Regions from separate parts of the Homo sapiens genome. Here all the other regions are linked to region 3. A link is a loop called in an ENCODE intact Hi-C map of the cell type or tissue named here. Cell type or tissue: endothelial cell of umbilical vein. All regions are shown on one strand. Links, peaks and the distances in the headings refer to the core of each region. The heading gives the core; the rest is flanking DNA.

Region 1 (7,461 bases), core at 1,592-6,591, 85 kb after region 3:
GCGGGTGGATCACCTGAGGTCAGGAGTTTGAGACCAGCCTGACCCAACATGGAGAAATCCTGTCTCTACTAAAAAAATATAAAATTAGCCGGGCATGGTGGCTCACGCCTATAATCCCAGCTACTCAGGAGGCTGAGGCAGGAGAATCGCTTGAAACAGGGAGGCAGAGGTTGTGGTGATCCGAGATTGTGCCATTACACTCCAGCCTGGGCAACAAGAGCGAAACTCTTGAGACCAAAAAAAAAAGGGAGCATTTCCTTCAACTTTTTCTCTTCTCATTGTATGGTGTTTATAATTATTTCCATTTCTTGTATTATTCCCAGTGTTTGTCCTGTTCACTCACCGAGATTGCTAGACTCTGGATTTCCCCTTGCTGGGCTGATTCCTGCAAACCACTTCCGGCACAAAGCTTGGGAGTGGTAGGATTCACCTTGTTTGTTTCTCTCAAAGATTACAGTCTGCAGCTGATTGTTGTACAATGCCTCACAATACTTGTTTTCTGTATTTTACTCGCTTTTCTAGTTTATGGCAGGAAAGTAGTTTCAGATCCTCATGGCTGGTAGCTGAAGTCTTTAAAAACTTCTTAATTGCTGAATTGAGTGATTCTTTCAGAGTCCCTGTATTGAAGTCTTTGAATTTGATACTGTCTAGTTTCCCTTCTTTTGAAATTTTCCTTCTTGACTTTCAAATGCTATTCTTTCCTGGTAGACCTTCTACTTCTAACTTTCCTTTCTGCCTCCATCACTTAGTCTGGTTCTTTAGTTATGTTAATTGCAATAATAATTATTATGCTAACAATAGAAATCACTATGCAAGATCATATGCTGACTTTAAACTTATGTTCTCATTTTAATTCATAAAGCAACAGCTTAGTATTTTCCAGGGTTCTCATTTCATCTTGCACTTACTCTGTATGCTTTCATATGTTATTGACCCCACGTGTATATTAATGACTTCTATATTTTTAGCCCTGATTTTTTTTTTTTTTTGAGACGGAGTCTTGCTCAGTCGCCCAGGCTGGAGTGCAGCGTCGCGGTCTTGGCTCACTGCAAGCTCTGCCTCCTGGGTTCACGCCATTCTCCTGCCTCAGCCTCCCGAGTAGCTGGGACTACAGGCGCCCGCCACCACGCCGGGCTAATTTTTTTTTGTATTTTTAGTAGAGATGGGGTTTCGGCATGTTAGCCAGGATGATCTCGATTTCCTGACCTCGTGATCCACCGGCTTCAGCCTCCCAAAGTGCTGGGATTACAGGCGTGAGTCGCCGCGCCTGGCCAGCCCTGATTTTTGTAAATTGGGAACTGAGTTCCCAATTTATATAACCAACAATCTATTACCATTTCCACTTGGGTTTTGAAAAGACTTATCAACCTAATGCAATCTAAATGTAACTCCTGTTTGCCCTTCTCTTTCCATTCTTTTCTTCATCTTGACATTAACTGTAGTAAAACTACACACACGGTAAAACAAACTGTACTTCACATAAGCAAACATACAACCTGTATGTTAATTTAACCTTCTGATTGTTTCTTGAATCTGTCCCTGCTTCTGCATTCCTACTGTCTTGTCCTATTGCAGCTCTCTTCATCTTCTGTCTGTACTACTGTACCAACCTCCTAGTTGCGTCTCTCTAAAATCTGTAATATTTTAAAAATTTAAATCAGAATGCACTTCCTGGCTTAATCTTCAGTAGTTTCCTAAATGCTTCTGGATGTTTGCTTTGCAACATGACCTTCAAACTCTCTGTGCTGTTACTTGCTTTTCCTTAGGCCTTTCACTTGCTGCTCCTTTTACATACTCAGTATGTCAGCATCATTCCCTGAAAGTACCATGCTGTTTTTCCTAGCTTTTGTTCTTCCTCCCTGCTGTTTCCCCAACTTTTACCGGGCTAACTCCTGTTTATTTATTTCTAAGGCTTAGTCACTTGTTTCCGGGTCTCTTCCTTTTTGCTCCCACAGTGTCCCATGTGTAGCTCTAGCATTGTGTCTATTATTATCATGTTTCACTTTCCTTTACCATGTTACGAGGTTCTGGAAGGCAAGGAGATTTTAAATTCATAATTTGTAGCCTAATCACCTAGCTTGAGTACATGATGCTCAATTCATTTGTCAATAGTTTCTATCTTAAAAAGGGACACAACTGTCCATCATTTTTTCAAAACTAGAAGCGTGGATGTTTTCTTAGTTTCCTCTCTTTATCACATCTAACTGGTTCCAAATCCCTAATTTTCCTTTTTTGGAGGAGATACATGTTTGCATACTTTTGTTCGTGTTTGTCATTAGTTTGTTTATTCATTCAACAAATTACATTAAGTGCTCCTGTGTACTGGGCAGTGTACTGAATATTGTATGCCAAATATTGCATTGTATTTATGGAATCTATAGGTTAATTTTTGGAGAATTAGCATGTTTATGAAGTTGGTTTTATTTTCCATTTAGGAACAAGGGTTTATCTATTGAAGTTTAATTTTAGGTACCTGAGGAAGGTTTTACAAATATTCTTACTTGATTTTATACATTTCTTTTAAGGCTTATTTGTGTTAGTTTTTTTCCTATTATGAATGAGATTTTTTGGTTGTTATATTTTCTAATTTGTCATTGCTTATGTATGGGAAACTGACTAGATAATCAAAAATCTGGCCAATTCATGAAACTCTTTTAGTAGTTTTTGTGGATTTGGGTTTTTAACTGTTGGTTATTTCAATGACAAATGACAGTTTCTTTTTTCTTTTACGTATTTTATGAGTTTAATTCATTTTTTGTATCTTAGCACAAATCCAGTACAGTGTTGAGTAGAGCAATTATACTTGGCAGTTAGTTATAAGTGAGATATGTTTACAGTGTTCTTCTATTTAATTCTTCCCTGCTCTTGTTTCAAAATTATGTTAACCTTATAGACCATAATATACTTCAATTTTAATCTTGACTTTAATGGAAGAACTTATCTGTCTTGTTGATTGTGATGTTTAAATACTAATAATTTTTAAAAGTCAAATTAAGGAAGTGTCACCTGTTCCTATCTTGCTAAGAGTTATATCCTGAATCTGTGTTGAATTTTATCAAATGCTTTCTTGGTGTCTGTAGAGATGATCGTGTTTATCTATGAATCTAAAGAATTACAATATGAGATTTCCTAAAGACAGACTTTCTTAATATCTGTGCTTGTTTCATTTAATGTAGTGCTAGATTTCTAATGTTTTATTTAGGATATTTTCTTCCATATTTATAAGTGAGATATGTTACAGTGTTCTTTTATTTAATTCTTCTCTGCTCTTGTTTCAGAATTATGCTAGCCTTATAGATTGTGCTGAAGGCCACTTCAGGTTTTTCTAGCTGGAAAAACTTTAAAAATTTAAACTGTTTAAACAACAGGAATTGTTTCTTGAAGATTTAGTAGAGTTTGTTCATAAACATCATTTAGAAAATGGCTGTTTCTTAGCATCTTTATTTCCCCAAGTTCTAGTCAAATATCAGGAGCAAAGTAAGAACTTCTTTAATATTGGTTGAATAAATATTCTCTAGATATTCTAGGTTCTGAGACATGATTTGCCATATAGAATTTTTATATTAACAGAATTTATTTTCATCAGAGAAAACACATTCACTAGGATATGGAATTAATCTGAAGGAGAAATGATATCTGTCTCCATGGATAGATTTTCTTCATAGAAAGATGTTGTTTAGTGATAAATTTGAAGCTAACGTTTTAAGGAAAATAGTCGAATTTGCATCATTGAATATAGTACATGTATAACTACCATGTGTAAGAAGACCAACAGTGACCATTTCACAAACATGTATTTGTGTTTGGGTTATTTTTACTGTTTTCACAGAGCTTATTCTGTGATTTAAACTCACAAACATTATAGACAAATATTTTTAGAAGTTAAAGCACTTTAATTTCAATAAAACTGATTCAGTGTTTCCATTCAGTATTCTTTTCAAATTCAGTATTTTAAAGCATTCATGAAACTCTAGTTACATTTCAGAAGTAATTGAACATCTGAATATAATTCTAGGATTTATAGGGAAAAGCAGTGGTTCCTCAACTAGGGCCAGTTTTGCCCCCAAGGGACATTCATCAGTGTCTGGAGGCTTTTCAGTTGTCACGTCGGAGGCGTGTGTGTGTGTGTGTGTGTGTGTGTGTGTGTGTGTGTGTGTGTGTCTGTGTGTGCATGCGCCACTGTCATCTGGTGGTTAGAGGTCAGGGAAGCTGATAAACATCCCACAGTGCAGAGGATAGCCCTTACAACAAATAACTTTGTGTCTCAAAATGTCAGTGGTGCTAGGGTTAAGAAATCTTGCTGTAAAAGGAAAATATATACAGAAATACAAATACATAACATAAGCAGGTGTTCTCAGACGTGTGTTTTTTTTCTTCAGCAACTGAAGTTCTGTGTAACCTAATACAATTTACAGTGCCCTTATACAAAGGGTATGAAGTAGCTTGCTCTTGACTGACATCTAGTGAGATATTTAAAAATAAAAAATAAAGCTGTAGCTAAACATTAAACATGTAAATCAGAGTTACTACTAATTCTTACTTTTCTACTGTTAGGAAATTCACAAATAAGGAAGCTAGGAAGAGATTAAATGATTTGTTTATAGCCTCTGAGAAATTATACCTGAGAAGGAATAGAATGTAGTAAATTCTTAGCTTAAGTATTATTCCTCTTTTATGTTTCACTTATGTTCCTGATTTAATGTTAGAGCTTAGAATATGAAATCTTTCTTTTGATAATTTTCATAATAAAAGCTGTGCTACTCATATGTAAAACTTTTTATATTTTAAAGTATTGCCTAAAATCATAGAATTTGAGAGCCAAAAAAGACCTTGGTGGTTTAGTCCAATTCCCTCATTTCTTGAGATAAAAAATTTCACTTTCAAAGAAGTAAAGTGATGTTACCCAATATCATACAACTTGTTAGTGCCAGATCTTGAATTAGAACCCACAGCTCTTGGCTGTCCATCACACTGTTTCAGGTAAAGGAAAGTATTATGCATACTTTGGATTTGGTTTGAAGCTTTTATTTATTTTTCAATGAAACTATGAATATTAAAACTGTTAAATTATTATTTCCTCAGAATATATTCACCTGTATATATGTTTTAAAATGAGTTAGTATTGTTTATAAATCTCCTGTTTCATTTAATTTTGACTTAAATGTTATACCAGTTTAAACATGAAATTTAAAAATGTTTATTTCACAGGCAACCACACCTCCAAATCAAGGAAGGCCAGATTCTCCTGTCTATGCTAACCTTCAAGAACTGAAAATATCCCAGTCTGCTCTTCCCCCACTTCCTGGGAGCCCGGCAATTCAGATTAATGGAGAATGGGAAACTCATAAAGACAGCTCAGGGCGTTGCTATTACTATAACAGAGGGACACAGGAAAGAACTTGGAAACCTCCTCGTTGGACTCGGGATGCAAGCATCAGCAAAGGAGATTTCCAAAATCCAGGGGATCAAGAGGTATGAGTAATTAAGGAATCAACTGCAAGTTACCAGATTTTCTCTTTTCATTATTCAGAAACCAAAGAAGTAAATAGTTTTGTTTCTTACTGTCAGCATGTTAAAACACGTGATCTCTAAGATCATTAAAAATTCTTTCCAAGCTTTACTAAAATATTAATGCTAGCTACTTCCTAATCTCTGACTAATGGACAGCTGCTAACCTGTGTGCGTACTAGTTCCAGAACTGGGTTTAAGTTGTCTAGTGCCAGTGCACCCCCTTATGTCTTAGAACATACTATTTCAGTTGTTACTGCACAAGCCGATGATATTTTAAGTTAAATTTAATTCAGTTTTTTAAGAGATGGAGTCTAGCTCTGTTGCCCAGGCTGGAGAGCCCTGGTGCAATGATATCTCACTGTAGCCTCAAACTCTTGGGCTTAAGCGATCCTCCCACCTTAGCCTCACTAGTAGCTGGGACTACAGGCACATGTCACTGGCTGATTTTTAAAAATTTTATTTGTAGAGATGGGGTCTTGCCGCCTGACTTCAAGCAGTCCCCCTGTCTCAGCCTCCCAAAGTGCTAGGATTACAGGCGTGAGCTACTGCACCTGGCTGTCCAGTGACATTTTTTAGAAAAAAATAGAAATGTGATGTGACCCAGCAAAATAAATAGAAATAATATATTTCTCTATTGGCTTAGTATGGCTACCAGACTACTTCCCATTTTTTCTCTTTGTCAGTCAGCGGTACAAGACCATTGTTTTATTTATATATGAGGGAAATAATTATAATTCCTTTGCTACAATTGAATCATTCTGTTAAGTCTAACAATTCACTTTAAAATCATTATTTTCTCTAACAAGTGTCTGTACTCTTTTTCTCCTTCTGGTTTCACCTTCCTCCATACCTCTTGCAGGATGGTGCAGTAAATTGGCCAGCTGTGTTTTAGAAACACTTATCTCAGTAGTCTGGCAAGAGGCCTTGGGATTATTTAAACGTACAGGAGTAACTTGGTAGGATTGGTAGAATAGAGTGAAATCCTGCCATTTGGTAGGTTGGAGTCCCTCCACCTGCATAGGACATCCGGCTGTTATAGAAAGCAGCTAGCTCGTACAAATAAAAGCAAACTTCAGGTAGATAGGATCTAGAAAAATCAGGGAACACATCTTGTATTTAGCAGACTCCCAAAAGCTTTTTGTAGTTAATAACTCCCTTCTTGTCCCATTTTTCAGTTGGTTTATTTATAGCTTTAGTTTGGTAATAATTTGTGTTTTTAGTGTTCAAGTGAGAGCAAAAATAGAAAAATTGTTCATGTTTAACTATAACAAGAAAGGAAAATTTGGCTGGACGCAGTGGCTCATGCCTGTAATTCTAGCACTTTGGGAGGCAGATCACTTGAGGTCAGGAGTTCGAAACCAGCCTGGACAACATGGTGAAACCCTGTCTCTAAATTAGCCGGGCGTGGTGGCGGGCACCTGTAATCCCAGCTACTTGGAAGGCAGAGGCAGGAGAATCGCTTGAACCCGGGAGGTGGAGACTGCAGTGAGCCGAGATTGCACCACTGCACTCCAGTCTGGGCAACAGAGTGAGACTCTATCTCAAAAAAAAAAAAAGGAAAATTTTATTTGAATTGTACATTAGAAAGATTTGAAAATAAGCTATCCAGTGTATCAATAATAAAGTAAAATTTAACAATTTTAGAGAATTAGGAAAAAGACTAAATTATAGACTAAAAGAATTTGAAGTATACATAGGAACTTTTAACATGTTTCTTAGCTATTTTAGTAAATAGATGGGAGTGACTATGTATACAGGGTCTCAATTACTGGTCTCTATACAAATTATATGAAGATTAATATTTCCAAAGTGGCTGGAGCACATCTTCCAGCGACTTCTTGAGAAAAGTTGTGTATGGGAGGTAAAATGGAAACTATGTGTGTATGAAAATATCTGTCTTCTCCTCTCATATTTAATTGATAGTATTCCTGGGTATAGAATTCTAGGATG
Region 2 (7,461 bases), core at 1,657-6,656, 110 kb after region 3:
TTGATAGAAACAAATTAATAATAGGTAATGGTGTATGATTTAAAAAATTCTCTTTTTCTGAAATTATTCAAAACATCTAAGGAAATGGAGAAAATTTAAGTGGAGGTGGGCTACTGCTACCAAAAAAAAGTTTTTCAGTCTTACCCTCCATGAATAGTCCTATCAACATCTGTAATAGAAATCATATTCTGTGTTTTAATATTGACAAAGCAGACTGCTTAAAAAAAAAACACGTTATTGGTTTGGTCTTATGATACTCTTGTAGGCTTAGACATTAAAATTTTTTTTTCTGGGGAGTTATTAATATTTAAATCGTAGGTTTCTTTCTTGAATTTAAAATATCTTATTTCTAATTTTTGGAAAGTTTTCTATAAATTACCTTAAATACTAATAGCAATTTAATTTCTTATATAGCTTTTGACTAAAATTAAATTCTCATTCTGGCATTTGCTAAGGTATTTCTGTGACCTTGCCTAATCCTGGGTATTTATACTTACCATACCAAGAGCAAGTTAGTATCATGATTATAACTTATTTATCCAGAAGTGTTTAGGTTTTACTTATTTTAATATGGTTAATTCAAACTGATATAACATCATGATTTTAAGGCAGCTTGTATCATTTCTTTTGAGTAATTCCATATGCATTATTTAAATTTAACTGTAATTGCTATAAAAAGCACCATATTTTATAAACTTTTAATAACGTTTGTAGTTTTAAAATCATTACCTTATTAGCTTGGAGCTGAATATAGAACGAAAATAACGAGGAAAAAATTTGTTATTCTCTCTTACTAAGCTCTCCCACTGTGAGTAGAGGCAGAAATATAATTATATAAAATAGAGTAACTTTTTTCATTACTTATTTCTTGTAGGAATCTCCAACTGCCTCAAAACCCTGCTTTCCTGAAAATGAGTCTTCTCCCTCCTCACCAAAGCACCAAGATACAGTTAGTATGATAGAAGCATATCTTATAATGTAGTCCAGTTATTTCAATCAATTTTAGCAAGTTAATTTACTCTTAATGTAATGTTTAAATGAGCTTCTATTAAATTTCATTGGTTTTTCTAAAAAATCACAATCAAAATAAGTTTAACAATCAGATTTTATTGATTTAAAAGTCCCCCTTTTGTTTAAAATATGGTATCTTACATGATTAAATTATATACCATATTTTTAAGTGATGAACTTATATTTGTTTTTAAAAATAAATATAAAATTCCCAGACAATACTATGACATTATACTTTACTCTTTTTTTCCTCAGGCCAGCAGTCCAAAGGTAAGAAGCAATCCTCTCCTTCTTAATAGGCATAGACACCTTCATTTTCTATGCTGTAAAATATATTGCCAAGTCTGTGCCAGATGAATATTGGAAATAATATAGCTTAACTGTAAGTTCTCCTAAACTGGAAAACCTCCATGTGACTTCTGTTAAGATACCTGTCTTAACTCTGATGAAATTTTACTTAATTTCTGTATTTATACTCATTCCCAGTCTTTTCTGTTGCTGATCATGCTATTCCCCTTCAATGGCTTCTGGGTTTTTTTTCGTTACCGTTTTTTAAATAGAGACATGGTTGCGCTCTGTTGTCCAGGCTGGAGTGTAGTAGAACCATCATAGCTCACTGCAGCCTCAACCACCTGCCCCTCCCCCACCAGGCTTAGGTGATTCTCCCGTCTCAGCCTCCCTAGTAGCTGGGACCACAGGCATGCACCAGCACGCTCTGCTAAATTTTTTTTTTTTTTTTTTTTTGAGATGGAGCCTCACTCTGTTGCCCAGGCTGGAGTGCAATGGCATGATCTCGGCTAACTGCAGCCTCCACCTCCCAGGTTCAAGTGATTCTTCTGTCTCAGCCTGCCGAGTAGCTGGGATCACAGGCATGCGCCACAACACCTGGCTAATTTTTTGTATTTTTAGTAGAGACGGGGTTTCGCTATGTTGACCAGGCTGGTCTCAAACTCCTGCCCTCAAGTGATCCACCCACCCTGGCCCCCCAAAGTGCTGGGATTACAGGCATGAGCCACTGTGCCTGGCCCGCTTGGCTAATTTTTTAAAAATTTTTATGGAGATAAGGGGTCTTGCTTTGTTGCCCAGGCTGGTCTTGAACTTGTGGCCTCAAGTGATATGCCTGCCTTGGCCTCCCAAAGTGCTGGGATTACAGATGTGAGCTACCACACCCAGCCTGTTTTCTTGTAGAATGAAGCCCTAAAATTCTTAATGAGCATGACAAGGCTGTGCATGCTCTGGCTCCTGAGTGCCTCCACCACCTCATCTCATATTTCCTTTTCCCTTCTTGCTTGTTGTCCTACCACACCACCCTTCTCTCAGTTCCTCAAAGGAGCCTGCCTTTCAGATCAGGGTCCTTGTGTGTGTCATTTCTTCTGCATGCTGAAACATTCTCCCCGACATCTTTGCCTGGTTAGCTTCTATTCATTCATCAGGGCTTAGTTTGAACTTTTATTTCCTCAGAGAATTTTATTCTAATTCTCTAGGTTAGGCAAAGTTTTCCTATAATACTCTTCATAGTATTTGATTATATATTATTCGATTACATAAAATAACTTGTCATTATTTATTTCTTATAGGAACCTCCAACTCTCTATTAATGTCTGTCTTCCCCACCAGACAGAGTAAAGCTTCATTAGAGCAGGAACAGAGTTACCCCATTACCTCCCACAGTGCCATATAATAGCTGCTCAGTAAATATTTGTTGAATAAATAAATGAAACCTTAAAGCTTTTTAAAAGACAAAATTTTATTATGGCTTCTCTAGTTTATGAAATTATGATACACTGTTATTTATTAGGATACTTCAGATTTCCCAGAGGTAAAGATTTTCACAGATACTGTTTCATTTTTCTAACTCTTTCTCCATTCCCTAGTGCAATCTGGTCTTTTTGGCACTAATCAGGGGTTGTACACATTTCCTTCTGATGTTGGCTTAGGCAGTACCCCTGCCTAGAGTGGGCCTTGCTTTTTCTATACATAGTTAAATCCTATACCTCCATCAAGATGGACCCTTCCAGAAAGCTTTGTCAGACTAACGTAGCAGAATAATGTTCTCTTCTTTATCTGAACTCTCAAGTCACTAATTGCATTGAATAAGTGCAAGTTATTATATGTACTTCTAGTCTCCCTACCAGGTTTTAAATTCCTAAAAGAAGTTTAAATAGAGGACAGATAGAGACTACATGCATCTACTTATCTTTTGCATTATTTGCACAGTACTGGGTACATAAACATTACATAACGATAAAAGTGAACATTATTTTGGTGGTTTTGGCAAGAATTGCCATACGAATCTAAGGCACTGTTACTACAGTACTCTTAATCTGTCCATCTAGAAAAGTAGGAAACCCTTTAAAACTATTTTAAATGTAGGTAATGCACAGTTCCCACAAAGATCTTTTATACATTATTTTCATTTTGTTAAAAGAGAATTCCTAAGTAATCCTAGAAGCAAAGTTTTTAAATGTTGCACATGCAGTTACAAGGACTGTTTTCAAATTATTTCACCACCCATTTATCCATTTTCTGAAGTTTGACAGCAGCTAGACCATGCCGGACTCACAGTACCCTCTGATGGCCATCACAGGGAACTGCCTCGCCAATGTTTCTTCTGTTTCAATCTTTTTTTACCTTTAGGTGAAAAAAACAAACCGCCATGTTAATTCTACCAGAGGTGGTTCTGTTTTTCCATCACCAGATGGCATTCCTTTTTTCCTGAATGCTCCATCCATGCTGTTGTGCCCTCCCATGGAGGTTTCTGCCCTCTGTGACATCTCTTCACTCCCTCTGCCCTCTGGTTCCTCCTCTGCGCTTGCATGGCTTCTGGTATTCTTGCGTCTCTTTCTCACTCGTACCCAGTTACTACAGGGAGATATTTCCCTCTTTCTTTGCGAGTTAAAATCTGATTGGTATAAAGGCTTAGTGATAAGAAAGAAGGAAGCTGCAAATTTAGAAGTGGAAATGATACCATCATCATTTTCAGTTCTTAATGTCACCTTAAAAATCCCTGCAGATTGCTCATCTATCTCCTTTAATCACACCAGATTTAAAATTTCGTCCCTTAATATAAATTTTAAACATGTTAACTTTTTCTTTTCTAATTTTTAAATGATTGTTACTTTTTGTAGTCCCTTTAAATCTGCTTGAAATAGGCAGTATATACATTTTTTAAAAGTCAATAATATATTTGTCTACAATTTGACTATAATATGGATTAAATAGGTTTTTGTGGGCTGATCTAAGAAGCTATTCATTATATGTCCCAATGTACCTATGAGAATATGCATTTTAAAATTCCCAATTACTGAATACTGAGTAAAGTTTTAGAATATGCATTTCAGAAACTTGAGCTTTGATATTGTATGTCCACTTATGGTATTAATATGCATTAATCAATTTAGAGAAAAAGACATTTTAAAATTTAATGATTTGAAGTATTAATGGACAAGTTGCTTATTTTTTTCATTGAATATTACTATTCTAAGGCCTTTTTAAAAAACATGAATGTTTAATTCTTTTTATATCCATTGACTCTTTAAAAATTTTATTTTTATTCAGATAAAACTTATGTAACATAAAATTAACCAGTAACCATTTTAAAGGGTACAGTTCAGTGGCATTTAATATATTTACAACGTGTGTGGCTATCACCTCTGTTATAGGACTTTTCGTCACCCCAAAATAAAACCCATACCCATTAAAAGTCACTCCCCATTTCACCCTCCCCAGTCCCCTGCCCTTGATAACCACTAGCCTGCATTCTGTTTCTATGTATGGATTTACCCATTCTGGATGTTTCATTACAGTGGTGTTTTTTCAATGCTATAGGTACAATTGTGCAAGTTTACTTATTCTATATTTTTAAAATCTTATTATTACACAATTAACTGAAGATAAGGATTTTGATCAGGTGTATTGATTTTGGTATATCACACTTGTTAGCCTAAATTGAGAAGTACCTACTTTACTAAAAGAATGCAACATCAATTAGAAATTGTGGAGCCTGCAAAGTAATTATGAACTTGTGAAATTTTCCCCAGATTACCTAGTAGAATTTGAAGTTTATTGTTTTCTTGCCTATTAGGATAGAATAATATTGTTACTCAATTTAACCATAATTTGCTAGTCCTTATTAAAGCATTCCTGCTTATTTTTAATATAAAGTTTCTTTTAGAGTATCAAATACTTAGACCAACAAATATTCATGTATAAGTTTGTATATATTTTATGGGACTTAAGATATTTTTTATGAAGCTTTCTTAGTAAGCAACACAAAAACATTGGTTGATTTTGACACATATTATGTAGAGAAAGTATACTAAATAGTATGAAATAAAAATCTGTTTAAATTTTTTTCTTTTTTTTTTTTTTTCTTTTGAGACGGAGTCTCGCTCTGTCGCCCAGGCTGGAGTGCAGTGGCGCGATCTCGGCTCACTGCAACCTCCGCCTCCCACATTCAAGCAATTCTGTGTCTCAGCCTCCCAAGTAGTTGGGATTACAGGCATCTGCCACCATGCCCAGCTGATTTTTTTATTTTTAGTAGAGATGGGGTTTTACCATCTTAGCCAGACTAGTCTTGAACTCCTGACCTCGTGATCCACCTGTGTTGGCCTCCCAAAGTGCTGAGATTACAGGCGTGAGCCACCGTGCCCTGCCTTAAATGTTTTTCCTAACTCTTACTTGTGTATCCAAACCTATATTACCCATCTGCCTATTTATTTTTATGTCAAATTCAAAAACTTAGATATTTAATAGTTAAAGCTTTATTTTCTCTGTTATTGACCCTCATATTTCTTTCTTGTTATAGTACTGTTAATTTATTGGTAAATTACTTCATCATATATGTATTGAATGCCAACTACATGCTTGATACAGTACTAGGCACTGGTTATTGATGAACATAACAGATGTGGTTCCAACTTACGGCCTAATGGAGTGGATAATGAAGTAATAAAAGTAATAAAAAATACACAATTGTACTTTGCATTAAGGGTGTCTTAGTCCATTGGGGCTGGTATAGCAAAAATATAAACTGAGTGGCTTATAAACAACAGAAATTTATTTCTCACAGTTCTGGTGGCTGAGGAGTCCAAGATCAAGGCATTGATAAATTCACTGTCTGGTGAGGGCACCTTCCTGGTTCATAGATGGTTCCTTTTTGCTGTGTCCTCACATGGCAGAAATAACAAGGGTTCCCTTTTATAAGGGCACTAATTAGATTCATGTGGGCTTCACCTTCATGACCTGATCATCTCCCAAAGGCCCCACCTCCAGGTATCATTACATTTGAGATTAGATTTCAACGTACAAATTTTGAGGGACACAAACATTTAGTCTGTAGTAAGTACAATAAGGCAAACAAACTGAGGCAGTCATAAATAGTGGGAAGTTTACTTAAAAGTGGTCAGGAAAAGCCCTAAAGTAACATTGAAGTGGAGATATTACCAGCTACCCAGTTGCTCAAGCTTGACAGTTTCCCCAAGATCTTTGCTCTCACCCTAGCAAAAGTCCCTGTCAATTTTGTCTTCTGAATCTGTCAAATTGGGCCCCTTTTCTCTGTCACTGCCACCACATTCAGGTCTTTATCATCTCTTATAGTAATGATTAAAATAGTATTCTAGTTGGTTCCTGGTCATGCTACCCTTTCTTAGTGCATTCTTTCTGCTACCTCATTTCTTGCCACTTCTCCACCTCACCCAATACTTGGGGGAATTTAAAATCCTTCAAATATGAAATGCTGTCTTTAGCCCCTGTGCCTTTCACTGTTGGTTGTTTTTATCTCCTGCTGTTTCAGTCTAGCTGACTCCTGTTCCTTAGTTCAAGTGTCAAGTTCCCCAGGAGGCTGTCTGATGTCTTTCTCTCCCAGGTTGAGTTAGGCATAGCTTTCTCATAGCATGTATCACATTGCATGGGAATTGTTCTTTGTATTTGTACGTTTTGGGTGTAGCAAATTTTGTTCTTTATGTTCAAGTTAGAGTGATTAATAGAGCATTAGTACTTGGGTCTTGATCCCTGTGACCATTTGGTGAAAGTTCTGGACCTTTTCTTTGAGTGATGCATATATACATGCTCAGTTATGTTCCAGTTTCAGTCTATCCGTTGATTTGGGTGAGAATCCCTGATCTAGACTCTCCCTCTCATCCTTAGGCTTAGGCTGTCTATCACTACTGCTATGCCATCCATTTTTCTTCCTGTTTTGATGCCTGTGTTTCCTTCCTGCCTCTGCTTTTTTTTTTTTTTAATACAAATTCAGCTGTGGCATTTTTAAAATGGGCTTAATTCCCACCTCTCTGCCTTTCCAATTGCTGAGTTCCCTAGCTTAAGTAATCAGTGCCCATCCACTCAGATTAATGTTGTTACTTAGTTCCCATATGATGGAAAGATTGTTTTCTCCCTGCTTTTGAGGGGTGCAGGCGGCAAATTAAAAATGTTCTTCTTTAACATCTTATG
Region 3 (7,461 bases), core at 1,114-6,113:
CACCTCATATTTCTCTCCTTCTGGGACTCTATTTACAAGTACATTATATCACTTTTTGTTGCCGTATAGCCATTAAACTCTGTTCATTTTAATTTCCAATCTTTCTTCTGTGTTTCATTTTGGATAGTTTTTATTGCTGTGTGTTCAAATCCACTAATATTTTTTTTCCTGTGGTTTCCAGTTTGCTGTTAATATCATCCAGTGTAGATTTCTGTATTTGTCATATTTAGAAGTTCAACATAGGTTATTATCTTCTGTGTATCTCTTTGTCATGGTTCTTTAATTGTTTTAATGTCTTTATTAACTTTATCATATGTGCCATTTCAAGGTTTATTTCTATTGACAGACTTTTCATCTACTTATTTTACTGTTTGCATTTTCCCCTCCATGAGCTACAGCCTAGACACTCTCTAGACAGTAAGCTGGGACAAAGATAGGGTTCATCTCATTTGTTTTCCTTCTCCTAGGAAATACTGTCCTGAGCTTCCTGTTGTCCAATGTCTGGAAACCGGTGTTTCATGTATTTTTATCCAGTTTCCTGGTTAAGGTAGGAAGGTAAATCCAATTCTTGTTGTTCCATCATGGCCGGAAGTAGAAACTACTTATGTTTTTTGATCCTACTGAATGACCTTCCATATAGTCTGATGTCTAGTAATAAGGTAAACCGGCCTATAATTAAAGTAATGCACTCAGTGGATTAGCCATTGTGTCAGTGGCATCTTGTTTTATGTGCTGACAAAGGATTTCTTCTCTCTTGAAGGTTTTTAATGGACCATTCTCTTCAATTGTGTTTTTCTCCCAAGTTTTTATTTTTAAAAATGTGAAGCTTAACTAAAATTTGAGAAAACTGAACAATGAACATACATAAGCCTTTCATCTAGATTAATCAATTGTTAATATTTTGCCATGGATGCTTTATTTCTCTTTTTATATTTTTCAACCAATTAAAAGTAAGTTCTGGCCGAGTGCGGTGGCTCACACCTGTAATCCCAGCACTTTGGGAGGCCGAGGTGGGCTGATCACCTGACGTCGGGAGTTGGAGACCAGCCTGAACCAACATGGCGAAACCTCGTCTCTAGTAACAATACAAAAAATTAGCTGGGCATGGTGGCATATGCCTGTAATCCAAGCTACTCGGGAGGCTGAGGCAGAAGAATCACTTGAACCCAGGAAGCAGAGGTTGTGGTGAGCCAAGATCGTGCCATTGCACTCCAGCCTGGGCAACAAGAGCAAAACTCTGTCTCAAAAAAAAAAGTAAGTTCCACACCTAAATATTCATCCTGCATCTCCCAAGAAGAGGGAATTCTCTTATATAACCACAACAGCATTGTTCTACCTAAGAAATGTAATTGACGTAATAATAGTAATATACAGCCCATATTCAAATTTCTCCAATTATCCTTAAAGCTTTTCTTTTTCTAGATTCACAATCCAATCAAGAATACGGTTGATAAGGCCGGGCTCGGTGGCTCATGCCTGTAATCCCAGCACTTTGGGAGGCCGAGGCGGGTGGATCACGAGGTCAGGAGATCGAGACCATCCTGGCTAACACGGTGAAACCCTGTCTCAACTAAAAAATACAAAAAAAAAAGTAGCCGGGCGTGGTGGCGGGCGCCTTTAGTCCCAGCTACTCGGGAAGCTGAGGCAGGAGAATGGCGTGGACCCGGGAGGCGGAGCTTGCAGTGAGCCAAGATCGCGCCACTCCATTCCAGCCTAGGCAAGAAAGCGAGACTCTGTCTCAAAAAAAAAAAAAAAAAAGAATATGGTTGATAATTATGTCTCATTAATATCTTTTTAACCACAACAATCCTTGTGATGGTCAAAATGTTTATCATCCCTCAAAATTCATATGTTGAAATCCTAAACCCCAAGGTGAACCCTCATATACCAAATTAGAGACCTTGTAATATATGCCCATGGGAGCTCATTGGCCCTTTCCACCATGTGAGGACCCAACTGAAGGCACCATCTATGAATCAGAAAGTGGGTTCTTAACAGACACTGAATCTGCTGGCACCTTCTTTAAAACATTTGTAATTTCATTTTCATTTTTAGAGACGGGGTATCGCTTTGTCTTGCTTTGTCACCCAGGCTGGAGTGAAGTAACGTGCTCATGGGTCACTGCAGCCTCAAACTCCTGGGCTTAAGCAATCTTTCTGCCTCAGCCTCCTAAGTAGCTAGGACTACAAGCATGGGCCACCAATTCCCTGCTATCTGCTGGGAACTTGATCTTGGACTTCTCAGACTCCAGTACTGTGATAAATAAATTTCTCTTGTTGGTAAGCCACCTAGTTTATGGTATTTTGTTATAAAAGCCTGAACAGACTGTGAAAATCCCCGCCTTTTTTTTTTTTTTTGAGACAGAGTCTTACTTGCTCTGTCACCCATGCTGGAATGCAGTGGCATAATCTTAGCTCACTGCAACCTCTGCCTCCTGGGTTCAAGCCATTCTCCTGCCTCAGCCTACCGAGTAGCTGGGATTACAGGCACGTGCCACCACACACAGCTAATTTTTGTATTTTTAGTAGAGACAGGGTTTCACCACGTGGGCCAGCCTGGTCTTGAACTCCTGACCTCAAGTGATCTGCCCGCCTTGGCCTCCCAAAGTGCTGGGATTACAGGCGCGAGCCACCGTCCCTGACCACACCCCCCCTGCCTTTTTTTGTCTTTTATAATATTGATAGTTTTGAGGAGCTCAGGCCTACTACCTCATTTTATTTAGATTTTTATTTTTCTTTAAAAATTAAAAAAAAATGTTTTGTAGAGACAGGATCTTGCTATGTTGCTCAGGCTGGTCTTGAACTCCTGGGCTCAAGCAATCTCCTCACCTTGGCCTCTAAAATTGTTGGCACTGCAGGCATGAGCCATTGTACCTGGCCTAATTTAGATGTTAAAGGATTGTAACAGTGTTAGTAAATTTTATGACAATTTGAGAAAGAGAAACTCCTAAGTCATTTTGGACTAATATTCATCCTGTCACTTTGAAGACTATGCTAAATTTTGAATGTGAATGAATCTCATTTTAAGAACTAATACCCTAAAATTGCTTAATGACTCAAGTGTGCTATTATATAATAGAACTTAAAAGTAGAAAACATCTAATACTGCATTTTTTCCTAGTGAAGGGATAAGCAGTTGAGACATTTTAGCTCTATTTTGTTTTGTCATTTTTGTTTTATGATCACAGGATTACTTAAAAAGGTGGACAGCTGGGCACGGTGGCTCACGCCTATAATCCCAGCATTTTGGGAGGACAAGGAGGGAGGATCACTTGAACCCAGAAGTTTGAGACCAGCCTGGACAATGTAGTGAGACCCCGTCTCTACAAAAATTTTAAAAAAATTAGCCAGTTGTGTTGGCGTGAGCCTGTAGTCTCAACTACTCAGGAGGCTGAGGTGGGATGATCACTCGAGCCTGGGAGATTGAGGCTGCAGTGAGCTGTGATCTTGCCACCGTACTCCAGCCTGGGTTGACAGAGTGAAAAGAAAAAAGAAATAAAAAGGGGACCTAACTTTTTTACAAGCACGATTTTTGTGTAGTGTATATAGAAAGTCAATTTTTTAATGTGTTCAGCAGCTGAAATCGTTGTATACTTCCCCATGTGCAATGGAACAGAAAAACGCTCGTTGTTTTAGAACACCAGAATATGCATGAGACATAAATGTGTTTTTCCCTGATGAAAACAACTTCATTTCACTTCCGGAATTTCAAAACTACCATCTGGTAGTCAACCCTGTTTTTCCACCAGATGGCAATAACCCATAATGGCTGAGCAGGATGAATGGAATGTACACAAAACAGTGCAGGGTGTGAGCATTAAAAGGGCTGTGAACGTGAAATGTGGTAATGTAGGAAAAACGATGAGTCCCAGGAGAAGAGGATAAATAATGGATTGCTAAATCTGGCACCCTTGGAGCTAACAACATCCATCATAAAAGGGGTCACATCATTTAAGAGCAAACTTTAAAAGCAGAAAGCGTTCCAGTATTTGTTATTTTTTTTTGGTTTGTTTTCAGAATCACATATTATAGAACAGCTGACAGAGTGGAAAAATTGTTGATATTTAAGTAGAATCTGTACCAAAAACATATTGTATGTTCCTAACAGAAGTGATAAATTCAGAGAGATTATTTTAGGAAAAAGGAGGGAACCGGAAGAACTGCTGATGAAATCTGCAGGCCACTTCTCTTCCCCTCCACCATGACTTCAAGAATCCTGCTGACACTTCACACTTCTCTTCCCAAGTCTGTTTAACTGGGTACACCTATTTGGTTTGGATTTTAGGTGGCATAATACAACCCAACCCAATGCTATTCAAACTCCTGTAAATAACTGACAGCAGGCTACAGTCCCAAATTACAACACGATTTTCTTTTTTGACAGGTTTTATGTAAAAAGACTTTCGCCCCCTATTAAATATCTGTCATTTTCTCTTGCTCTGGGTTCTTTTTCTGAGAACTAGACATACCTCTGATAAAGGTCATGCTATTCTTTTTGGAGACTAAATAATACCAATATTTATCATTATTTTTACCATTTTCCTTTCTTTCTTTTTGAAAAATAACAATATGGGCCTGGCGTGGTGGCTCATGCTTACAGTCCCAGCACTTTGGGAGGCTGAAGGGGATGGATCACCTGAGCTCAGGAGTTCGAGTTCGAGACCAGCCTGGGCAACATGGTGAAACCCCAGCTCTACAAAAATTACAAAATTATCCAGGCCCATGCCTGCATGCCTGCAAGGCTACATGCCTGTAGTCCCAGCTACTTGGAGGCCGAAGCAAGAGGATTGCTTGAGCCTGGGGGGCAGGGTTTGCAGTGAGCCAAGATCCTGCCATTTCACTCCAGCCTGGGCAACAGGGTGAGACCCTGGACCTTGTCTCAAAAAAAAAAAAAAAAAGTTAAGGAAAAAATAAAAACAACATGGAGAAACCCCATCTCTACTAAAAATACATAATTAGCTGGGCATGGTGGTGCATACCTGTAATCCCAGCTATTCAGGAGGCTGAGGCAGGAGAATCGCTTGAACCTGGAAGGTAGAGGTTGCAGTGAGCTGAGATCGCGCCATTGCACTCCAGCCTGGACAACGAGAGCGAAACTGTGTCTCAAAAAAAAAAAAAAAAAAAAAAAAGAAGTAAAGAAGTTCCAGCTTGTCAGATAAAGACCAGAATTTTAAATAGACTGGAAAGAACTAAAACAAAGGTGGTTATTAGGGCACATGCTTACACAATTTCATAGGAAGCAGGACCATTTCCTTTTGTTTTGGTAAGTACATCAATGATCTATCTAATATAGGCGAAGATGTACATAAAACAAACAAAAAAAAAGAGATGAGATCTAAGCAATTCAGGTTTCCTTAGAAAATATTTTTTTTAAGGGTGCTCTAATGAAAAATGTTAAGCTCTTCTCTCTCTCTAACATTTTTATGTTCACTGTAAATGTCCTAAGGAATCAATATAAAATTCTTGAAAATATGGAAAAGTAAAAAGACATCAGTCTAAAGACAACTAATATTAACATTTTTGGCTGGGTGCAGTGGCTCACGCCTGTAATCCCAACACTTTGGGAGGCTGAGGCAGGTGGATCACTTGAGGTCGGGAATTTGAGACCAGCCTGACAAACATGGAGAAACCCCGTCTGTACTAAAAATACAAAAAAAGTAGCGGGCCATGGTGGCACATGCCAGTAATCTCAGCTACTCCGGAGGCTGAGGCAGGAGAATCACTTGAACCCAGGAGGCGAAGGTTGTGGTGAGCCGAGATTGCGCCATTGCACTCCAGCCTGGGCAACAAGAGCAAAACTCCGTCTTAAAAAAAAAAAAAAAAATTAACATTTTTAGTGTATTTTCTTTCATAGTTACTTTTTAAAAAAATAATTGTTTTCTTCATCTTTAAAAAAACCTGTTTATTTTCATGGGTGTTTCATAGTGTTCATGACCTCATCTCTCATATTACATGATAACATAAGTCTTTTCCTAGGTGATTAGAAACACTTCATAAAACAATTTTAATTGCTTCACATGTTTCAGTATAGTGAGCCATACTTTAACATATCACACATTTATTTAGTTTTTCCTTTTGCTATTACAAATAGTAGCACTGTGATGCATGCTCTAGTGTATACAAAATATTTTTCATATTTAGGCTTATTTAGGATGGATCCCTAAGAGTGAAATTAGTAGTTCAAAAAGCATAAACATTTTTAATGCTTTGTCTTTTATTTGTATCATTGCCAATTTTTTTTTAACAGAGCTGAGTCCATTTACACTGCTCCTAGCAATGTGCAAGAAAGCAGCTTTCACACTGATGCCATTACTGTATTGTCATAAAAAAACAACCAACCAAACACTTTGGGTCTCTCAGTAGTGTTTTAATTTGCATATCTTTGATTACTAGTGAGATGGAACCTTTTCCCACTGTTTGTTAAACAACTGAATTTCCTCTTTTGTGAATTGTCTACTTTGTCCTTTGTCTGTTCATCTCTTGGGGTCTTTGTTATCCCTATTTACATAGAGAACTGACAAGCACTGCCCAGAGAAAGGCCTTCTGTATGCGACACCATGGAATTCTTCCTCTTTTAAGTTATTCCAGACGAAGCATTCAAACAGCAATGTGAAGGGGAAGCCAGGAAGAGCAAAAAGATCAGCAATATATTTTTCTGTGCTATTCAAATGAAAAAAGGTTCATCTTACTGCAGTAAAATGGCTCTGTTCCTTTACCTAATCCAGTACTTATTTTAATACTGTGTATTGGAAATTTTGATCACTTTTCAAAGAATTCATTGTATATTATATAACACCGGGAGTACATCTCACCATGACTCACTGCAAAGCTATGGTGGTTACACAAAGTGTTGCCATGCCAGGCTCATCTTTTAAAATGATTTAATCAGATGTGATTTTAATTTAATTTAACTTGATGGAGTGTCATACTTTATTCTGTAGCCACTTCCTGAAAGGTTGGCACTTCCACGTACAGCTTTTCTTCTGAATACAATTAGAGCAAGTACAAGGAGGGGATATAAATACAGACTCCTGGCTGGGTGCAGTGGCTCACACCTGTAATCCCAGCACTTTGGGAGGCTGAGGCAGGAGGATCCCTTGAGGTCAGGAGTTCAAGGCCAGCCTGGGTAACATAGTGAGACCCTGTATCTATTGAAAAAAGTAACAAATAAATAAATACAGGCTCCTGGCTTTGAAGTGAAGGTAGTTCAGCTGAACTGTTCTCACACTCTGTACTGCAGTGTCCCGTCCCAGGCTTCAGTGACATGCCTGCCAGTGGCAATGGCAGGGCTTCAAGCCAGTAAATAAGGCCAGGAGCAGTGGCTCATGCCTATAATCCCAGCACTTGGAGACGCTGAGGTGAGAGGACACTTGAGACCAAGAGTGTGAGACCAGCCCGGCCAATGCAGTGACAGTTAAAAAAAAAAAAAAAAAGATCAGTAAATTAGTCTAAGGCTGCCTTT
Region 4 (7,461 bases), core at 1,475-6,474, 57 kb before region 3:
GGGATTACAGGCATATGCCACCACGCCCAACTAATTTTTGTATTTGTATTAGAGATGGGGTTTCACCATGTTGGCCAGGCTGGTCTCGAACTCCTGACCTCATGTGATCCTCCTGCCTCGGCCTCCAAAAGTACTGGGATTACAGGCGCGAGCCACTGCACCCGACCGGTGTCACCTGTATTTTACTTTGTATAGTCCCCATTGTTCATCTGAGTCTGGTTGTTTTATTAACCAGGATAAGAACACTTGTTAACGTTTGTGTTTTAGATACTTCCTCAATGATCATTCAGGTCTAGCTGAAGAATAACTTTAAAAAGACTGTTCCTAAATTCAAGTGGGTATTTGTTTTTTCTTGTTTTGGGGGGCATTGGGCTTTATATGTTTTTATACTGTTGTGGAAAATTTTAATCAGATATGAAATCAGACAATAATAATGAGTAATACCAGTTAGTCTCAACAATTATCAACTTACAGCTAATCTTGTTTCATCCGTAATCTACTCATCTTCCCCCAACAACCCCCCGCCCCGCCCCGTGTTATTTTGAAGCAATCCTAGAAAAACATATGCTGCTTTTTTTTTTTTTTTTTTTTTTTTTTTTTTTTTTGAGACGGAGTCTCACTCTGTCGCCCAGGCTGGAGTGCAGTGGCATGATCTCAGCTCACTGCAAGCTCCGCCTTCCGGGTTCACTGCCATTCTCCTGCCTCAGCCTCCCAAGTAGATGGGACTACAGGCACCCGCACCATGCCTGGCTAATTTTTTGTATTTTCTTTTTTAATAGTAGAGATGGGGTTTCACCGTGTTAGCCAGGATGGTCTCGATTTCCTGACCTCGAGATCCGCCTGCCTCGGCTCCCCCAAAGTGCTGGGATTACAGGTGTGAACCACCGGGCTAAGTATTTCAGTATGTATTTTTAAAAGATAAGGACTCCTTAAAACATACCCAACAAATACCATTATCACATCAAAAAATTTATAATTTCCTGATATTCAAATATTTAGTTTTTGTAAACAGTTTGAGTCAAGATCCAATGGAAGTTCATATATTAATGAAGAGTCCGACTCTTACTAATTTTTTCATTGCAATGTATGAAGAAAATAACTTTTTTGCCCTGTAGTTTCCCAGATACTGCAGTTGCATCCCTTTCATATCATTTAACGAATTTCTGTGGCCTTTATGTTTCCTATAAATTTGTTTCAGATCCACAGACGTAATCAGATTCAGATAGTTGTTTTGTTGGATGGGGACAGTATTTATAGGTGGTGGTATTCCATCAGGTGGCACATAATGTGTACTTGTCTCTTCTTGAGCTATTAGTCACTATTGATGATCAGTGCCTAGATCCATCTAAATAGGGGATACAGACACAGCATTTTTTTCATTTGTTTGCTGCAGTAGAGAAACTTGGTCTCTTACTTTATAGTTATCTAGTGGGTGTGTTTGTATAGTTATCTAGTGGGTGTGTGTGTATAGTTTGTGTAGGAAAGACAAGGTAAATGCTTCTTTCCGTTTATTTGTAAGTAAGTTTCAAAATGAGCTGCTTCACTACTGTCTTCCAGTAGTGACTAGTTTCGTATTTTTTCCTTTTTGGTTTTTTATTATTTTATTATCTTTTAGGTGTGCTCTATAAGCCTTTGTATTAATTTTTTTTCCTTTCCTGGAGAAATTTGAAAACAGTTTTTTTTCCAAATTAAAAAAAATCGCAGCACATCTAAGGAATAGGATGCAAAAGGGAATATAGGAGTGATAGAAACTAGTGAGAAAATTTATACACTCATGCAGGCAAACTAGGATAGGGGATGGATAATTAATACAGTATCATAACTGATGGCCAGAGAACTTGATTTTTTTTTTTTTTAATTGAGACAGGGTCTCTCTTTTTTCTTTTCTTTTTTTTTTTTTTTTGAGACAGGGTCTTGCTGTCACCCAGGCTGGAGTGCAGTGGTGCAGTGGTGCGATCTCAGTGCACTGCAACCTCTGTCTTCCCAGCCCAGGTGATTCTCCTACCTCAGCTTCCCGAGTAGCTGGGATCACAGGCATGCGCTACTACGTCTGGCTAATTTTTTTTTTTTTTTTTTTTGGATTTTTGGTAGAAATGGGGTTTTGCCATGTTGTCCAAGCTAGTTTTGAACTCCTGAGCTCAGGTGATTCACTCATCTTGACCTCCCAAAATGCTGCGATTATAGGCGTGAGCCACTGTGCCCAGCCTCCAATGCTTTTTTTTTTTTTTTTTTTTTTGAGATGTAGTTTCCCTCTTGTTGCCCAGGCTGGAGTGCAATGGCGCAATCTTGGCTCACCGCAACCTCTGCCTCCTGGGTTCAAGCGATTCTCCCCTCAGCCTCCCGAGTAGCTGGTATTTTAGGCATGCACCACCACGCGCAGCTGATTTTGTATTTTTTAGTAGAGACGGGGTTTCTCCATGTTGGTCAGGCAGGTTTTGAACTCCCGACCTGAGGTGATCCACCTGCCTTGGCCTCCTGAAGTGCTGGGATTACAGGCGTGAGCCACCGTGCCTGGCCCGATGCTTTTTAAATTTTTCTTGAGAGAGGGTCTGGCTCCGTTGCCCAGGCTGGAATACAGTGGTGTGATCTTGTCTCACTGCTACCTGTCTGTCCCCCAGGCTCAAGCTGTCCTCCTGCCTCAGGTTCCCTAGTAGCTGGTACTACAGGCATGTGCCACCATGCCTGGCTAATTTTTGTACAGATAGTTTCACCATGTTGCCCAGCCGGGTCTCAAACTCCTGAGCTCAAGTGATCCACTCCCTTCGGCCTCTCAAAGTGCTGGCATTACAGGTGTGAGCCCCTGTGGCTGGTCAGCTTTTTTAAAAGATGGGGTCTTGCTCTGTCACCCAGGCTGGAGTGCAGTAGTGCAGTCAGTCTACTGGGGATCCCATGCTGGTGGATCATACAAAACTCTCAGTGGCTGCTTGAGGCTCTGTCGTCAAGAAAGGCAAACTCACATTTTTCTGTTAGAACAAATTGCAGGCCCTCCTGGGATAGGAGACTCTATGTACTCAACTTACCACCAAGTTGCTAGTTGGTTTCTTCAAGGGACAGTTGAACTCAATATTGCTGGTAGGACGTTAGGCAGCAGACGTAATTGGATCAGCCTTTGTAAGTGGGAGCCGTTGCTACTGGACGTGCATAGCTTTCATCTCCCACTGGCCACACCATTCCTGTGCTCACGATACCAGCACTGCAGCGATGGATGACAGACTGGCGGATGACAGACTGGCTGATGTCAACCATTGGTTAAATTCCTCTTCCCTAGTAGATACTGTCTGGTAGGCATTAACATGTCACACAAGATCCTCACATCCTTTGCTGATACCCCTGTCTATGTCTACGGGAAGGGCAGGCACAGCAGCTTGAGACTTCTGTTTGGCCTTTGTCACTATACAGGATAACCTGTATCCAACAGGCCAAAGATGTAATGTAGTGATCATGCCAGTTACCAAGTGTGTCAATTCTAGTTAGACATCAGAGACACGGAAATGACCAGCAGAGGGATCCACAGAGCATGTGCTGCTTTAATGTGAGCACTATATGTTACCTAAATAGAACCATACCTCCATCTGCGGCCCCTATGATGATGCTTTAGGTTTCTAGGTACAACGTCAGCTTAGACCCTGTATCCAACAGCCTTCAAAATATTTGGGTGTTCCCTTTTGTCCATTGTTCAGTAACCTGAATAAATGGCCATCATTCTTTTGAGGGCAGGACTGGGGAATTGTAGTCGGTACTGGGTTGTTGCAAGGTCTTTCCTCCTGGGGACTGGACCTCATGACTGCAGAGGTAATCAGGTTAAAATGCAGTCATTTTCCAATATAACTTAATCCAATATAACTTAAAGGGAATGCATAGAGGGGAGATGATTAGCAGAGATGGCATCTACAGGCTAAGGAAAGGGGCCTTGAACAGCTCTTTCCCTCACAGACCTTAGAGGGAATCCATTCTGCCAACACCTTAATTTTGGACTTGTAGCCTCCAGAACCATAAGACAATACATTTCTGCTGTTTAACCCACCCAGTCTGTGGTACTTAACAGCAGCCCTAGCAAACTAACACAATAGCCTGCTCTGATAATTCAGCAGGACCCTCTAGGCATTTCTCCTTAGCATGGTCAGCATAAGCTTTGTACAGTTGAGCTTTGTCAGTACAAGAGAAAGGGGCTACTTTTCTCAGGTCTGGCATGCTTCCCCTGGCTGCTTATTACCATCCTGTTGTCAGGCATGGCTCAGCCCCAGCTGTGACCCGAGTATGCAGTCAGTTAGCCAGCTTTCAGCTCTGGCCTTGGCCCTGTGACTACCTCGCTAGCTGGCAGGTGGCTCCCTCTGAGCCTGTCCTTCAGCCTCAGCTCACACATAGCCTGGAGAGGCACTCCCTGCTTGTGGCTGCAGTTTTCTGTCCTCTTGTACTCTGGAGGAGTGTGCCAGCCTCAGCCCATGTGTACCCCAATGGTGTGTTTCCTTCTTGCCCGTCCTGGCCATGATTCCCTGCTTGCCAGTGGCAGCCTGAATGTACCTCAAAGGAAAGTTCCTTGGTGACTGACTCAGCTGTCACCCAGCGCAATCCAGCAAATGTCCCTGCCATACAGTGGGCTGCAGCCACACCTCTGCAAGATCTGAAACCCAAACTTGGGGAGGGACATCCCTATCTAAGAGTTTGATCCTTCCTTGGGTACTTTCCCTTAACCCTAGGGTATCCTGTAAAGTTTTATGTATCCATTTGTAAGGCAATCCCCTTGGACCTTGACTGATACAAAGGGTGATATGTAAGTTTATACTCAGAATCTTATTTATTATTTATTTACTGAGACAGAGTTTCGCTCTTGTCGCCCAGGCTGGAGTGCAATGGCATGATCTCGGCTCACTGCAACTTACACCTCCCAGGTTCAAGCGATTCTCCTGCCTCAGCCTCCTAAGTAGCTGGGATTGCAGGCGCCTGCCATCACGCCCAGCTAATTTTTTTTTTTTTTTTTTTAGACGGAGTCTCGCTCTGTTGCCACGCTGGAGTGCTGTGGCACAATCTTGACTCACTGCAGAAAGTAGGAAAGAAAAGACCAGAACAAAAGGCCTCAGATCTGAATAATAAGCATGCCATAAAGAGAACAGAAGAAACAGCAGAGGAAATCACCAATGAAACTGAAAGCCATGGCTTTCCAGTGCCCAGCACAATATATAAAAACAGACCCGCACTAGGGTATGCCATTGTGAATTTCACTACAAGGAATACCTGAACTAGAAAAAATTTTAAAAGTTTCATACAAAGGACTGAGAATCTGAATGCCTCAAATAACATCAGATATGAGAAGAAAGTAGATCAATATCTTTAAAATTCCAAGGGAATGTTATCTCCAGCCTCAATTAGTGTAAGGGTAGGTGGAATAAAAAGGTTTCCAGGCACACCAGTTCCCAAAAATGTTACTTCTTTATTTTTATTTTTTAAGACAGGCTGCGGTGGTTCAGTGGTGTGATCTCAGCTCACTGCAACTTCTGCCTCCCAGGTGCAAGAATCACTTGATTCTCATGCCTCAGCCTCCCAAGTAGCTAGGACTACAGGCATGCACCACCTCCTGGATTCAAGCAATTCTCCTGCCTCAACCTCCTGAGTAGCTGGGACTACAGGCGCGTGCCTCCACGCCCGGCTAATTTTTTCATATTTTTAGTAGCGACGGGGTTTCGCCATGTTGGCCAGGCTAGTCTCGAACTCCTGGCCACAGGTGATCCACCCGCCTCGGCCTCCTAAAGTGCTGGGATTCCAGGTGTGAGCCACTGTGCCCAGCCTGTATTCAGAATATTTAATGCTTAGCACTTTCCCCTACTTGGCTGTCTGAATGCTGGTAGCCAGGCTTATGCTTCCAGCCAGGAGATGAGAAGATTCTGTGCAAAATTTGGCAGCTGATATTGGGGGTCTCCAGGGAAGCAGCAGTTTCAGGAATGCCAGAGTCAACAAATCCTACTCCTATGAGCCGGTTGCTTCCAGTCAGCTTATTGTCCCCCTCTTCAATATGTGCAGACAGGCAAGGATCACCAGCCATTTGAGGAATGCCTCTAGGGTGAAAGGTAGAATCAAAACCCACAACCCAAAATGGAGCAAAGTGGGACTGTGAAGGGAGAAGAAAACATTTTTAAGGAACTGCCACTAATATCCTCAGGTTTTGAAATTGTAAGGTTTTTCTCCATCTAAGAAAAAAAGAATATTCAGAAAATAAGTCCTGAAAATAGAAATTAAAAACTCAATAGAAGGGTGAGAAGATGAAGTTGAGGAAATCTCCCACAAAGTAGTACAAAAAGAACAGCTGGAAAGTAGGAAAGAAAAGACCAGAACAAAAGGCCTCAGATCTGAATAATAAGCATGCCATAAAGAGAACAGAAGAAACAGCAGAGGAAATCATTAGTGAAACTGAAAGCCATGGCTTTCCAATGCCCAGCACAATATATAAAAACAGACCCGCACTAGGGTATGCCATTGTGAATTTCACTACAAAGAATACCTGAACTAGAAAAAATTTTAAAAGTTTCATACAAAGGACTGAGAATCTGAATGCCTCAAATAACATCAGATATTAGAAGAAAGTAGATCAATATCTTTAAAATTCCAAGGCAATGTTATCTCCAGCCTCAATTAGTGTAAGGGTAGGTGGAATAAAAAGGTTTCCAGGCACACCAGCTCCCAAAAATGTTACTTCTTTATTTTTATTTTTTAAGACAGGTTGCGGTGGTGCAGTGGTGTGATCTCAGCTCACTGCAACTTCTGCCTCCCAGGTGCAAGCAGTTCTCATGCCTCAGTCTCCCAAGTAGCTAGGACTACAGGCATGCACCACTATGCCCGGCTCGTTTTTTTATTTTTGGTAGAGATGGGGGTTTCACCATGTTGGCCAAGCTGGTCTCAAACTCCTGTCCTCAAGTGATCCACCCACCTCGGCCTCCCAAAGTGCTGGGATTACAGGCATGAGCCACCGTGCTGGCCAGCAAAAATGTCACTTCTTATGTACCTTTTATCGGGAAGCTGTTCCTCAACCACAATAAGGGAGTAAACTAAGAAAGATGCAGGGCATACAAAAGAACAGAACCCCCAAGGTGACAGCATACACAGCAACCAGTCCAGACAAGAGCCAGTCAGAGACGCTTCCAAGACAAAATGGAGAGTAATTGATATATTTGAACATTTTGAGAGGAGATTTATAAAACTGGAGAGTTTAGGGTGGAATAAATGATTGGTACAAAGAACACTAAGAAAAAAATTACTATTCATAAAAGAATCATATAAGCAAGAAAGGGAAAGTCATAGTCTAATTACATGGCTCAGTTGTGATTGGCATGTCGTTGTCATAATAATGTAAACAAGGATTATTAACGAAATTCATGATATGCCCTTATTGGGAAGAGGAGGAGTTGAGGGGTGTGTATGTTTGTTGATGGTAGTGAAAGAGTCCTCATCTCCCTTAGTGATGAGACAACT

The links. Peaks named below come from ENCODE experiments on the same cell type or tissue, not always from the same donor. Only the 100,000 strongest peaks of a DNase experiment are listed, where the experiment ranks them.
Region 1: a loop joins it to region 3, with 12 times the contacts of the local background. A loop is called at or near these places in 70 of 110 quality-filtered maps.
Region 2: it touches region 3 in a loop (8-fold over the local background); 10 of 110 quality-filtered maps call a loop at or near these places.
Region 4: it touches region 3 in a loop (3-fold over the local background); 9 of 110 quality-filtered maps call a loop at or near these places.

Annotation. Positions count from the first base shown.
Region 1 is chr10:31,859,406-31,866,866 of GRCh38, reverse strand. It overlaps ARHGAP12 (Rho GTPase activating protein 12), which reads left to right. Exons shown (of 20, transcript NM_018287.7): 4 at 5,209-5,472. Among named protein-coding and RNA genes, the nearest start is that of ARHGAP12, 66 kb to the left of the region's middle. In endothelial cell of umbilical vein, for the core only: a CTCF peak has its summit at 4,439; DNase peaks (open chromatin) are centred at 1,906 and 4,336; H3K27ac peaks cover 834 bases.
Region 2 is chr10:31,833,125-31,840,585 of GRCh38, reverse strand. ARHGAP12 (Rho GTPase activating protein 12) reads left to right here. Exons shown (of 20, transcript NM_018287.7): 8 at 875-949; 9 at 1,267-1,281. Among named protein-coding and RNA genes, the nearest start is that of ARHGAP12, 92 kb to the left of the region's middle. In endothelial cell of umbilical vein, for the core only: a CTCF peak has its summit at 3,588 (motif pointing left); a DNase peak (open chromatin) is centred at 3,535.
Region 3 is chr10:31,944,094-31,951,554 of GRCh38, reverse strand. All of the region lies in intron 2 of LOC107984219 (a long non-coding RNA gene), which reads right to left. Among named protein-coding and RNA genes, the nearest start is that of ARHGAP12, 19 kb to the right of the region's middle. In endothelial cell of umbilical vein, for the core only: a CTCF peak has its summit at 3,747 (motif pointing right); a DNase peak (open chromatin) is centred at 3,764; H3K27ac peaks cover 1,266 bases.
Region 4 is chr10:32,001,212-32,008,672 of GRCh38, reverse strand. All of the region lies in intron 2 of LOC107984219 (a long non-coding RNA gene), which reads right to left. Among named protein-coding and RNA genes, the nearest start is that of KIF5B, 51 kb to the left of the region's middle. RefSeq lists an enhancer at 5,180-5,995. In endothelial cell of umbilical vein, for the core only: a CTCF peak has its summit at 3,512 (motif pointing right); a DNase peak (open chromatin) is centred at 3,492.